Linked DNA regions of Homo sapiens: regions 1 and 2 are each linked to region 3. A link is a contact called in ENCODE Hi-C or POLR2A ChIA-PET data. All regions are on one chromosome and are shown on one strand. Each heading gives the region's core, a stretch centred on a gene start or an enhancer-like site at or near the end of the contact. The rest is flanking DNA. Distances are from core to core; before and after follow the strand shown. Region 1 overlaps XPNPEP1 (X-prolyl aminopeptidase 1). Region 2 has its middle 82 kb from the start of DUSP5-DT. Region 3 has its middle 51 kb from the start of MXI1.

Region 1 (4,086 bases), core at 621-3,120, 270 kb before region 3:
AGATGGGCCAAAGTGGGGTCACCAACCTTGGGGATGGTCTCGCTCACAGCATAGCTGGCCTTGTCACTGACCCACACCTTCTCCCTTGGGGAGAGGTCAGCACACAGGGCCTTGAGCTCGCTCAGGATGGACTTGTAGGGATGCACCTGGATCCTGTATTCGGCTTCCAGACCCAAGTCAAGAAGCAGGTGCTCCTTCACACTGGGGGCGTCTATGCGGTCACCATCAATGAAGAGCCTGCAGATGGAGGAGAGGTGGGTGGCAGAAAAAGGAGGGAACATGAGTGAGAGGTGGCAACACAGACACACATACACATCAGGCTCTGTTTCCTGGCAACCAAAACCAAGCCCCTTTTCTCTCCTCCCCACTCCTTTCCCAAATCCTGCCCTCCAAGGTGCATTCCCTGCCCCCATCCACCCAATCTGCCAAGCCAGAAATCTGGGCAGTGTCCTCCTTCACTGATGACCCTCTTCCCGTCCTTCATTAAGACCTTGGGACCCACAGCCTAAATCTCCATCTAATCTGTCCAGCTCATCTACAGCCTCGCCCAGTCACCACTCAGGTTCAGGTCCCACCATCTCTCACTTGGGTTAGTGCCACAGCCTCTAAGTCTTTCCCCATCTACCGATGTTTCAGTCATAATATTCTTTACAACTTGTACATCTAACATGTGGTTCCCTCTGAAAAATTCGTTCAATAGCTTCCCACTATTCTTGTTCAGAAAAAGAACCCAAGCTCCTGAATGTGGCCCACAAGGCCTCTCTTTTCTGTGGCCCCTGCTCACATTCTGGCCTCACTATGTTCTGACCTCACTGAACCACTTCAGGTCCTCCACATGCACTGTGCTCTCTACTGTCCAGAGTCTCTGAAAATGCTGTTCCCTCTGCTTGGATCATGGTTCCCCGCCCCTCCTCACCCTGCCATTCACCTAACTCACCCACATTTATCCTTACTCTCTGCTTCAAAATATTACTTTCCCCAAGAGTCTGCTCTGATCTCCAAGTCTAGGTCAGGCCCCTCTCGTAACACCTGTATCTGTCCCACAAGCAGACTGGTGCCCACTTATGTGCCCAAATACTTTAGAAAGAGGACATGCTCATCTCCCCAACTCCAGCCAAGGACCCCGTCCTGTTTCAGTCACCCTAGCACCTAACAGAGACCCTTAGCACATCACCAGCACTTAATAAATGTGTTGTCTTAATGCAAAAAGCTATTGAAATAGAACAGTAATGAAAAGAAGGCCACACGAAATGCTTTGAAAAAATAAACTGACAATTCAACAAAGCGTAGTTGGAGGGGTTTTCCCATATTATTTTTGACCTTCAAAATGACTGGGTTTATTTGCATTGTGGACCCAGAATTGTATAATTGAGCATATATACCCCTTAACACTGGCTGCTAGAAAACTTGACATCAAATGGGTGGCCCGAACTATAGACACTTTCATGCGTTTCAAACCATTTTGGGGGCTCAAAGAGAGGCAGGATATAAATAAACACCTACTGCTAAGGAAAACAAGAAGGGAAAATGTTAAAAGGGCAAGAAAAAAGAAGCACATCAGTGAAATATCAGGCAGTGATGGGTGGGCCAGGACCAGAAAGGGCACACTAGGGCTCTGAGGAGCTCTGGAAGGGAGTTCCAGATGCAGGGCAAACACTCACATGATCGTCTCTAGTCCTATGATTGCGTAGGAGAAAAATACTGGATTGTGCTCCACATCTGATCCTCGGAGATTAAATAGCCCTAGAAAAGAAATCAAAATCCCTGTCACCTGTCTGACTTAAGATGTTAAGGGGTCGCTTGTAGCGGGAGGGAAGAGCTTCAGCTTGGAGTCCAGCTGCTGCGCAAGGATTCAGTGGAATCGCACAGAAAGGCTGGAAGCCTGACTCCCGTCTGGTTCCACCTCTGAGCTGCAATTGCTCATGTCCACCACGTGATGGCACCAGAGCTGTTTCTCAGGCTTCCACATCACTGCCCGGAGAAGGGAATAAAAGCTATTAGTTGAAATCCTGAGAACTGCCCCCACAAGGAGTTGAAATGATCCGCCTAGTGGTGACCTGCCAGGCCTGGCCTTGAAGCCGACAAACCTCTGGCGCTCCCAAATAAAAAGGAAGGAGACGAGCACTCTCTCCCTTCTGAGGCAGATGACCTAGGGTAGAAAAACTGAGACCCTCCCACAAGGGAAGCCAGGCAAGCCTCCTCTGTAAGGGTCAGTGAGCCCCATGGAGACGGAGCTTCCTGTCAGAGGTGGAAAGAAAAGCAGTGAGTCAGCAAGGCTGCAGCTCACCAATGAAATCAGAGCCTGCAGCCCACCCATGGGTCTGCTCTGGCACCACGACTGGGTGGGGGACCTGCGGACAGCCAGTAACAGTGATGTTGCTGAACGTCTGAGAACTAGACAGACCAGGAGAGAGCACAGTTCTGGTCCCAGGACTTCCAGCTTCCGTCACTTGTTCTCATGAGGATCAGAGCAAAAAAACGCCTGGGCATTAAAAGTATAACCTCTATTTTAAAATAATGGCTTCTTAAAGTGATGAGGCACCATTTTTTACCTATCATACTAGCACTTCTTTAAAAATGACAGTACCTGGTGTTCAGGTGTGGCAAGACAGACAAATTCAAATACAAAGGTGCAAACTTTCTGGCAGACAAAGGGCAAGATGAGTCAAAAGCCCTAAAAGCCAACCAGAAATAGGAAGAAAATTATCAAACACTAAGACATGGATTCATGAACCAAGATTTTGATGGTAGCATCATAATAAATTACAGGATTACTGCAAATAACCCAAAGGTCATCCTTAGGGAAACAGTTAAATAAATTATGGTATAACCACATGATGGAGTATTTAATACTCACTTAAAATTATGCTTGTATATGCTTATAGTGTACTGATACAGTGAAAAAATCAGGCTATAAAATGATATATGCATAGAATATTGACACTGATTATCTCTAAGTAACAGAATTTATACGTGATTTTTTTTTTCTTCTTTTTACTTCCTCTGCATTTTCCAAGTTTTCTATCATGGGATTGTGTTTTTGTTACAATCAGGGAGAGAGAAAAGTTTTACAGGTGTTTTTCTCTGACGTTGAGATCATTAAGTTAATTAGGGATGTAAGTCACTGACACACTTGACAATGTTTTGTGGATGGAAGATGCAGGGACTGAAGAGAGAGGACACTGCAGTAGGGTCTCATTCTCTAGTGAGAAGGCAAAAAGATAAAGCAGTGCCTCTTCTCAGTTGCCCTGGGTCAAATCCACTCAGAAACCAGAAGACAGGACAGGAAGGTTCAACCAGATTCCGTCAGGTTTTAGATGAAAGAAGGTGCTGAACAACTGCATGAAGGTGGGTTAAGGTCCAAAGACTGAGAAACTACTATTACATCAAAGGGCTTGGGGAGGAACTTTTAGTTCCTAGTTTTCTGAGGTAGAAATGCTCCCAGAACATTCTCACTATAAAGACCTTAGGAAACCACAGGACAAGTGTAAAGAAAGAAGGCCTCTCCTATGAGCCCACTTCTACACCTACAGAGGCTGACAGACATAAAATATTTGTAGGAAATGCCCTTCCTCAGAGGTGCCATGGTCCTGAGGGACTGGCCAGAGGTGGGCATCACCCAGCTGTAATACTGCTCTGGACAAGCCTCACTCCCCTCCCCAGCTCCCTGTAATTCTTTCTCCTTCATCCTAGTTGGCATCTCCTATACCCATTTGGTGACGTAGTCTTCTTCTTATTCCCTGGCCACTCAGAAAGTTGAATGGCATGAACACACAGATACCCAGAGACCCAAAGGAGAGATCGGGTAACATGCCCAAACAGCGAAACCAGAGCACTCACACGCAATCTCATCCAAGGCAGTGACCACAAACCACATGACGTTCCTCTCAGCCATTTTCAACCGAAGGTCTGCAACCTTGTCCTTCCAGGAGATGCCTGCAAGAAACAAATGTGCTTTAACTCCAGCCCTGGTCCCAGAAAGCAGTAGGAACCCAGTGAAAGAACCTACCCTAAACATCTTTAATCAGCACCATTTCTTACAGGAGCACGCTACTTAAACAGGCAGGAGGCCTGGATTCAAGCCCT
Region 2 (3,898 bases), core at 990-3,489, 260 kb after region 3:
GCCGGGTGTGGTGGCACATGCCTGTAATATCCTAGCTACTGGGGAGGCTGAGGCAGGAGAATCGCTTGAACCCGGGAGGCAGAAGTTGCAGTGAGCCGAGATTGCACAACTACACTCCAGCCTAGGTGACTGAGCAAGACTCCATCTCAAAAAGAAAGAAAGAAAGAGTGAGAGAGAGAGAAAGAGAGAGAGAAAGAAAGAAAGAAAGAGAGAGAGAGAGAGAGAGAGAGAGAGAAAGAAAGAAAGAAAGAAAGAAAGAAAGAAAGAAAGAAAGAAAGAAAGAAGGAAGGAAAGAAAAGAAAGAAAGAAAGAAAAACAAAAACAAAAAGAATTATCAGGCTCCCAATCAAGCAAAGCCAGCAAATCAGAATATCTGGAGGTGACTGGTGAAAATCAGAACCTCTGGGGAATTAGGCCCAGGTCTTTTTTGCATTTCTACCAGGCTTCCCAGGGGACATCTATGCTGACAGAAATTGCAAAATCACATTCTAATCCTCTGGTCTTTGCCCCAGCTCGCTCAGCTGGTTGCCCCTTTGACCCTCGGGCCTCCCTAGAGGCCTTCTCTGTGAACACACCGTAGCATCTGTCTTCTTCCTAGCACTCATCAATATTTGTGATTGTATATTTATTTCTGTGTTTCTTTAATGCCAGTCTCCCACCTAGATGATAAACTCTGTAAGGGCAAGAACCAGGTCTGTTTGGTTCTGTGTAAGGTGGTGGTGAATTACCAGTGTAGGCTCTGAAGCTTGGACTGCCTGGCCTCATATCCCAGCTCCCCTACCCAGCTGTTCTTTGATCTTCAGCAAGTTGCTTCTCCTTCCTGTGCCTCAGTGTTCTCATCTGTAAAATGGATATTTGAATAGTAGTACCTGCCTCACATGGTTGATGGGAGGAATAAATGAAATTATATATGTAAAACATTTAGCATTGTCAATGGCACATTGGAAATTGTCAATAAACATTAATTATATCAATAACAAGCCACCACCACAACTTAATAGCTGAAAACTGCAACCATGTAATTGCTCACAATTCTGTGGGTTGACAGTTTGGTCAAGGCTCAGCAGGGTGGCTTGTTTCTGCTCCAGATGGTTTTGGCTGGGCTCACTCTTACATTTTTGGTCAAGTGGCTTGTTGACTGGGACTGCATAGTCTAACTTGATGGGCTGTTGGTGGAGGCTGTCAGTGAGGGAGGCTCAGTTCTCCTCCATGTGGCCTCTCCAGCAGACTAGCTGGGGCTTCCTCATGTGGTAGCTGGGTTCCAAGAGGGCGAGAGCAAAAGTCAAGAGTCACTTTCGCAGCATTAGTCAAAGCAAGTTACAAGGTCATCCTAGAGTCAAAGGACAGAGAAGTAGTGCTAGTTTTTGTTAGGAGGAGGTGCAAAGACTTCCTGGACATTTTTCATCCTCCATAGTTGCTTGTTCCTGAATCTAGCATGGTATACTCAGGTGCATGGCCCAGTATGCATTTAATAGGTATTTGTTGAAGAAATAACAAATGGATGTGCAGAGGAGAAAGAAACTAGAGGCTCGAGAGGAAAACTGATTTGCTCAAGGTCACAAAGCAAATGAGCGGCAGCACCAGGACGAGAAACTAGGTCCTGGCGCTCAGTCTTGCCTCTTCCCGTTGCATCAATCTGCTCAGACAGCTGCCTGAAGTGGGGTTGAATTCTTCAAATAATTGCCTCACTCCTCAGCTTCTGTTGAGCCTCTGGAGATATATCTAGAAGGTCAGGACTGTGCTTGCTTCCTGAAAAGTCTGGGGATGGAAAGAAGGGAGCACTTTTCATTTCCCAGGGCATAACGCATTGCAGAAAATGATCAGAGAGCATCAGCAGTCCTCCTTGGGTTCCACTGTATGTGGCCAGCGGCCAGGTTGGGAGGTCAGAGACAAAGGCAGACTCCAGTATAGACGCTCTGTGGCCTGCTTCTCATGTACCTGCTCTCACACACGTGTGCACACACACATACATGCATGCACCTTCTCTCGCCTCTCTCTTTAAGGTCTGGAAGAAAGCTACCATAAGTTTGAGCAGTTGGCCACATGGTCTCATTTGGGCTCTCAATTGGACTAGCAATTTCAGGAATTTGAACAGCAATTTTTGAACAGGGAGTTTGGGGAACGGCAGCAGGGGAAAGTTGGGAGGCGCAGAAGGGGTTGTGAAATGCATGCTACAATTCCGTCATCAGCCCCTTCCTGTTGTTCTGGTACCGGGGGGAAACCTGGGCTGGCAAGACTGCGCTTCCTCCATCTAGAAGCTTTCCTCAGGCCTGCTGAGTCACCCACCTGCTGCGGGGAATGCACCTATTTTTAGCCTGAGGTAAATGAGCCCTGTAGTCACCCAGACCACATTCTCTTGGGTGTCTTTGTCACAGATGGTGTGGCCGGATGGGGACCACATTGAAGAGACCTCACCCCCACCCCTAACAAGGTCTCTTCCTCTCCTTCCTCTGAGAAGCCTCACTGCACAGCAGTGACTCACATAACCCCAGGAGAGAATGCGGCAGAGGGTGGCAGTGGGTGGCATACCAAGCTAGTGGGGGTGTGGCGGGGACAGAAGTAGTTTATCACTGACGTTGATTAGAATTGCTGGTGCATCACTGTTAGTCAGTTTATTATTGTTTGTAATTTTTCTGTAGATGATATGACCTCTTATTGTACCCATGTGCACCATTCCTATGGCCCCGTCCTTGGGGACACCACTGCTTGGGAGTTAAGATGGTGGAGATCTGGACCCCAGCAGCCTGACTAAAGGAGGCTTTACTACTTACTAACTGTTTGACTCAAGCAAGACCCTTTACCACTCTGAGACCCAACCTTGGAGCTCCTGGTCTGGTACTCAGGTCACAGAGGCTGGTAATGGATTCACAGGATTGAGAGCAGGAAGGGCACCAAGATGTCATCCCTTGCTCTATTGAGGTGAAAATGGAAGCAAAGAAAGGGGCAGATGCTTGCCTGTATCAGATGTCCAGAGACCCCTCTAAGACCTTGTTCAGGCAGAGCCACCTGTTAGGTAAAAGGTTGGTAAAAAGCAGGTGCTGATGACAAGGCCACTGTTGGTCAGAACTATTTCTACTTCAGTCTGTATCCAGCCCCTGCACCCAGTATAATGTAGTAGAGTATTTCTCGGAGAAGGGTGTGTGGACCACCTGCATCAGAATTACCTGAATCCCCTGGGGTGCTCATTAAAACTGTGAGTTTCTGATCCCCATCCCAGACTTGGGGGTTTGCTCCCAGCACTGTCACTCACTAGCTAGGGAATTTGGGGGGTGTCAAACTATCTGTGTACCACTTTCCTCACCTATAAAATGAGGCTAAACCTCCTTATGTACATGTGAGGGACAAATGTATTTGCATGGGTGAGAGGTGCAGCCCGTCGCCTGGCACATTGGAGCTAGGCAACTTGTGATTTGAGTTCTTAGTATTTGTTTCTTATCCCCAGGCAGCTCCTGAAAGGCTTCACTCTTCTGCCCTGGTGCAGAAACGGGCCCTACCTCTTTCAGATTGGCCTGGAGCTGTCAGCTACCAGTGACTTCCAGAACCAACTTGCAAATGTCTGCCAATCAGTGGCACTGCTCAGACCAGAGCTCAGATAAGATGTTCTGCAGTCTGCTGAGAAAATCTTCCAACACAGTTGTGGGACACAGAAGTCACTCACCAGAAACACTGGTCATATCACTTCTCCTTATCTCTCTTCCTGGTGACGAAGCCCAATGCCTGTGAGATCTTTTTAAACAGAACCCTTTTTCCAAATAAGATTTGACCCGACACAGGGCCCCAGTGTATGTGAACAATAAAAGCTTCACTCCACTAGTTTAAATATATTTTCTAAGAAGTTCAAGTTTCCAACATGTTACTGTGTTACTTATGAAATCAGTGTGAACACAACTGAGGTGAG
Region 3 (4,453 bases), core at 1,089-3,588:
TTCGAGATGAGACAAGCCTGGCCAACAGGGTGAAACCCTGTCTCTACTAAATATACAAAAAAATTAGTTGGACGTGGTGGCAGGTGCCCGTAATCCCAGCTACTTGGGAGGCTGAGGCAGAATTGCTGGAACCCAGGAGGCAGAGGTTGCAGTGAGCTGAGATCGCACCACTACACCTCCCGCCTGGGAGACAGAGCAAGACTCCGTCTCAAAAGAAAAAAAAATAGTAAAAATCCATAAACACATAAAGAAGATTAACGGTTCCCCTGGTGTCAGGGTGTGGGGTAAATGCAGTGACAGAAATGGCTGTGGGGTTTCTTTTGGGTGTGATGAAAATGTTCTAAAATCAGATAATGGTAATGGTTTCAGAACTCTGTAGATACAGTAAAAACCACTGAATTGTACACCCTAAAATGGTGAATTTTATGGTATGCGAATTATATCCCAACAAAGCTGTTTTTAAAAAATTGGGCCAGGAATTAAAGACCAGCCTGGGCAACATAGTGAGACTTCCTTTCTACAAAATTAAAAAAAAAAATTGGCCAGGCATGGTGGTATATGGCTGTAGCCCCAGTTACTTGGGAGGCTGAGGTGGGAGAATCGCTTGAGCCCAAGGGGTCAAGGCTGTAGTGAGCCATGTTTGCACCACTGCACTCCAGCCTCGGTGACAGAGTGAGATCCTGTCTCAAAAAAATGACTATAACCTAAATGTCCAACAATAGGGGCTTATTGAGAAAACTGTGATACAACTGGTAGACAACTCTGCAGTGATTTTCAATGATGCAAAATGTTGGTATGAAAATGTTTTAAGGTTATCGAGTAGTTAAAAAAGGAGTAATAGAACAATGAGAACACATGGACACAGGAAGGGGAACATCACACTCTGGGGACTGTTGTGGGGTGGGGGGAGGGGGGAGGGATAGCATTAGGAGATATACCTAACGCTAAAGGACGAGTTAATGGGTGCAGCACACCAGCATGGCACATGTATACATATGTAACTAACCTGCACATTGTGCACATGTACCCTAAAACTTAAAGTATAATAATAATAAAAAGACAAAAATAAATAAATGAAAAAATTATAGCAAATCTTTACTTTTTTAAAAAAAAAAAAAGGAGTAATAGACTCAAAATAGAGTATTGGATTCCATTCTGTTAGGTGTGTGTGCGTGCGTGTGTGTGTGTGTGTGTGTGTGTGTGTGTCTGCATAAGAAAATGGAAAGATCACCAAAATGTTACAGGTCCCAGCTGGGCATCAGGGATACATTTTATCCTCTCTGCAGGGGAGGTGGTGGGGAAGCCATCTGAATTTTCTAATATTTCCACATAGTAAACATCTATTAGTTGTGAAATTTCTAAAAAGAGTGATTAAGAGATCATCCTTGCCCCTCCAAGGGTTCACAATCTAGCAAGGAAGATGAATACAAAAATTGCAGAGGGAGGCCAAGAGACCGGGAGAGAGTGGAGTTCAGTTTTACTGAAGGGCACCAGGGAGCTCTCCTGGGAGGGATGGAGTCTGAAATTATGGCTGAGGCTGGCCGTGGTGCCTCACACCTGTAATCCCAGGACTTTGGGAGGTCGAGGCGGGCAGATCACCCGAGCCCAGGAGTTCAAGACCAGTCTGGGCAATATGGCGAAACCCCGTCTCTACCAAAGAAATACAAAAATTAGCCAGGTGTGGTGGCACACGCCTGTAGTCCCAGCTGCTAGGGAGGCTGAGGTAGGAGGATCACTTGAACCTGGGAGGTCAAGGCTGCATCAAGCTATGATCACACCACTGCACTTTAGCCTGGGTGACAGAGAGAGACTCTGTCTCAAAAAAAAAAAAAAAAAAAAAAAAGTATGGCTGGAAGAAGCATTTGGGGGCACCACCAGAAAACTGAGCCTACAACCCTCAATTTCCAAGAGACAAATGGGAAGGGGCAAATGGCATTTCTCATCAACTGCTTCCAGAGATTTTGTGTCCTGTGTGGCCCAGTCCTCACCTCATGTGATTGAATAATTCTGGATAGAGATTGTGCCTTCCGTACCCCTACAACCATTGGTGGGAGATCGAGTACATTTATCAAAAACCTATGACCAGGCAGTCATCAAACTCGCCTGGCAGCATTTGAATGGGGTCTGGACCAGAGTCCCCTGGGGCAGCCACTGGGTGGAGGGTGCAAGTGTGGATTCAGAGAGGCAGGACACGGACCCTCAGTCCCCTGCGGCTTCCCACGTCCACCCCTTTTTCTTTCTGGTTAAATCCTGTTTCAGCTCAAACTGGGGAGATGCCTAGTGGGGTGTGAGCAGAAGTCAGAGACTGTGAAATAAAACAAGAAAGATCAACAGGAAGCAGGCAGCTAAATCATGAGGAGAACGACGTCGAGAGGGCGTGGGCTGGGTTTGGTCTTATTTTTAGTGGTCATGGTGGTGACAGTGGTGGGGAATTGAGGCCAGAAGCAGGAAGCTGGGTTTCCCAGCCTCAGCTTTTGATGGTTTCCGGGTCCCCGTGGGCCAGTGAAGAAGCAGCCCACCCCTGTGATAAACCAGTTTGTTAAGTTGCCTTTGTCTTTGAGAGATTTTTATACGTTTTTTGTGAAACCGCTGCTGCTGCGAGGGGCCCCTCAAATCACGAATAAAGCAGAGGCTATTAACCAGGGTGTGAACACTGCCCTGCGCATGCTCTGTGAGTGAGCCCCACACACGCACAGGGTGGGCACTCACAACACGGGGAAGGGAGCTTTTGACAGGATCCAAAGGGCCCCACAATTTATCCCAAATTAAGAATCACTAATAAGGCCGGGTGCGGTGGCTCACGCCTGTAATCCCAGCACTTTGGGAGGCTGAGGTGGAGAATCACTTGAGCCAGGAGTTTGAGACCAGCCTGGGCAACATAGCAAGAACCCCATCTCTATAAAAAACACAAAAAATTAGCTAGTCATGTTGGTGCACGCCTGTAGTCCCAGCTACTTGGGAGGCTGAGGTGGGAGAATCGTCTGTGCCTCAGAGGTCAAGGCTGTAGTGAGCCAAGATCGTGCCACTGCACTCCAGCCTGGGTGCTTCCTGGTTAATAGATTCCGTGTCTGGTAGTGATCCATTTCCTGGCTAATAGATGGCCATCTTTTCGCTCTGTCCTCACATGGTGGAAGGGGCAAGGACTCTCTCTCTGGCCTCTTTTATAAGGGTCGTAATCCCACCATGAGGCTTATGCCCTAATGACCCACATCACCTCCCAAAGGCCTCACCTCCTAATACTATCACATTGGGGATTAGGCTTCAACACAAAAATTGGGGGCAGGAGCACACACATTTAAACCACATCAGGTTGTCAAAAATAAAGTTTGAATCTCAGCACTGCGACTGATTTGCTGTGGGATTTTAGGCAAGTGACTTAATGTCTCTGAGCCTTAGTTTCCTCATCTGAAAGTGCATCTAAATGAGATATGGCACCTGAAAGCATCTAAGGGATATTTGCTGTATCTGAGTCTCTCTGGAGAGGGTGGGTGGAAAGGCATTCTGGGGCAAGCAAGGCCAGCGTGCAAATTAGCACCCTGACTGGCAGAAGGCATAGGGGACAGAAGAAGCTCGTGATGCAGCAGGAGTTGGGTCAGCTGGGGGCTTGCCAATTGTCCAAAGGCCCTGCCACAAAGAACCACTTCTTTTTCCTCTGTTTGAGCCCCCTCCCCTCCTCCTCCCTAATACTTCCGCCGTAACCTGTCTGCACACCCCACCAGGCATCTTGTTTTTACCTGGTTGGCCTTTCCAGCTACTGCGTATTTCATTTTGTGTCCTGACTCCTCCAGAATCCTGGGAGTGCCTCAAGGCTAGTGAAATGGCCAGGAAGGAAAAACAGCAGAGAGGAGTCAAACAGACCATGCTGCAAGCCTAACGCGACTGAGTCGTGAGACCTTGGGCAGCTTAATTCCTCTGAGACTGAGTTTTTTCATCTGCAAAGAAGGAATCATTAACAGTACCTTTCTCATAGGGTGGTGTTTTAAAGATTAAAGGAGGTATTGCATGTAGAGACATAGATGGAAGGAAGTAAGCTCTCAGCGAGTCTTACTTGTTAGTTTTCTTCTTACCCCCACCATGTGGAATGCAGCACTGAGCAGGGCCTCAGCTTCCCAAACTCAGCCAGGTGTCATTGCAGTCCTTCCCACAGACTTGTTTTTCTGGCAGACACTTACATGACTGGCTTATTGCAAATACATGCACTATACTCCAAAATGCCCTTTTAGATGACTGATCCCAAACCCGGTGGCATGTCAGAATCATCTGGGTAAGCTTTCTTAAAAAAAAAAAAATACGGATTCCCAGATACCACCTTACCTACCAAATCAATCTCTGGAAATGGGGCCTGGGAATCTGTACTTTTAAAATGCCCCTCAGGTGGCTCAGATCCAGCCAGCAGATCACCATTTTAAAGGAAAACAGCCTTCTCTTCTTCTAAAGCTTCTTGTTGGCAAGT

What was found. Hi-C counts contacts between places; a loop is a spot of excess contacts on that map. ChIA-PET counts read pairs that join two places held with the same protein, here RNA polymerase II (POLR2A). Pooled maps may share reads with other maps.
Region 1: a pooled map shows a loop between it and region 3 (3-fold over the local background). The contact joins two enhancer-like sites. A Hi-C loop is called at or near these places in 6 of 50 pooled maps. POLR2A ChIA-PET finds 5 or more read pairs at or near these places in 2 of 52 experiments (BJ and activated T-cell).
Region 2: a map of natural killer cell shows a loop between it and region 3 (10-fold over the local background). The contact joins two enhancer-like sites. A Hi-C loop is called at or near these places in 2 of 168 maps with a recorded cell type or tissue (CD8-positive, alpha-beta T cell and natural killer cell) and 5 of 50 pooled maps. POLR2A ChIA-PET finds 5 or more read pairs at or near these places in 1 of 52 experiments (GM12878).

Annotation. Positions count from the first base shown.
Region 1 is chr10:109,882,406-109,886,491 of GRCh38, forward strand. It overlaps XPNPEP1 (X-prolyl aminopeptidase 1), which reads right to left. Exons shown (of 21, transcript NM_020383.4): 8 at 3,841-3,936; 9 at 1,662-1,743; 10 at 27-237. Among named protein-coding and RNA genes, the nearest start is that of XPNPEP1, 39 kb to the right of the region's middle. Within about 2 kb of position 1,871, at least 12 of the 41 ENCODE cell types and tissues checked have a DNase peak (open chromatin) inside an H3K27ac peak, as active enhancers do.
Region 2 is chr10:110,412,417-110,416,314 of GRCh38, forward strand. No RefSeq gene overlaps it. Among named protein-coding and RNA genes, the nearest start is that of DUSP5-DT, 82 kb to the right of the region's middle. RefSeq lists enhancers at 1,828-3,027, 2,202-2,331. Within about 2 kb of position 2,240, at least 12 of the 41 ENCODE cell types and tissues checked have a DNase peak (open chromatin) inside an H3K27ac peak, as active enhancers do.
Region 3 is chr10:110,154,678-110,159,130 of GRCh38, forward strand. No RefSeq gene overlaps it. Among named protein-coding and RNA genes, the nearest start is that of MXI1, 51 kb to the right of the region's middle. Within about 2 kb of position 2,339, at least 2 of the 41 ENCODE cell types and tissues checked have a DNase peak (open chromatin) inside an H3K27ac peak, as active enhancers do.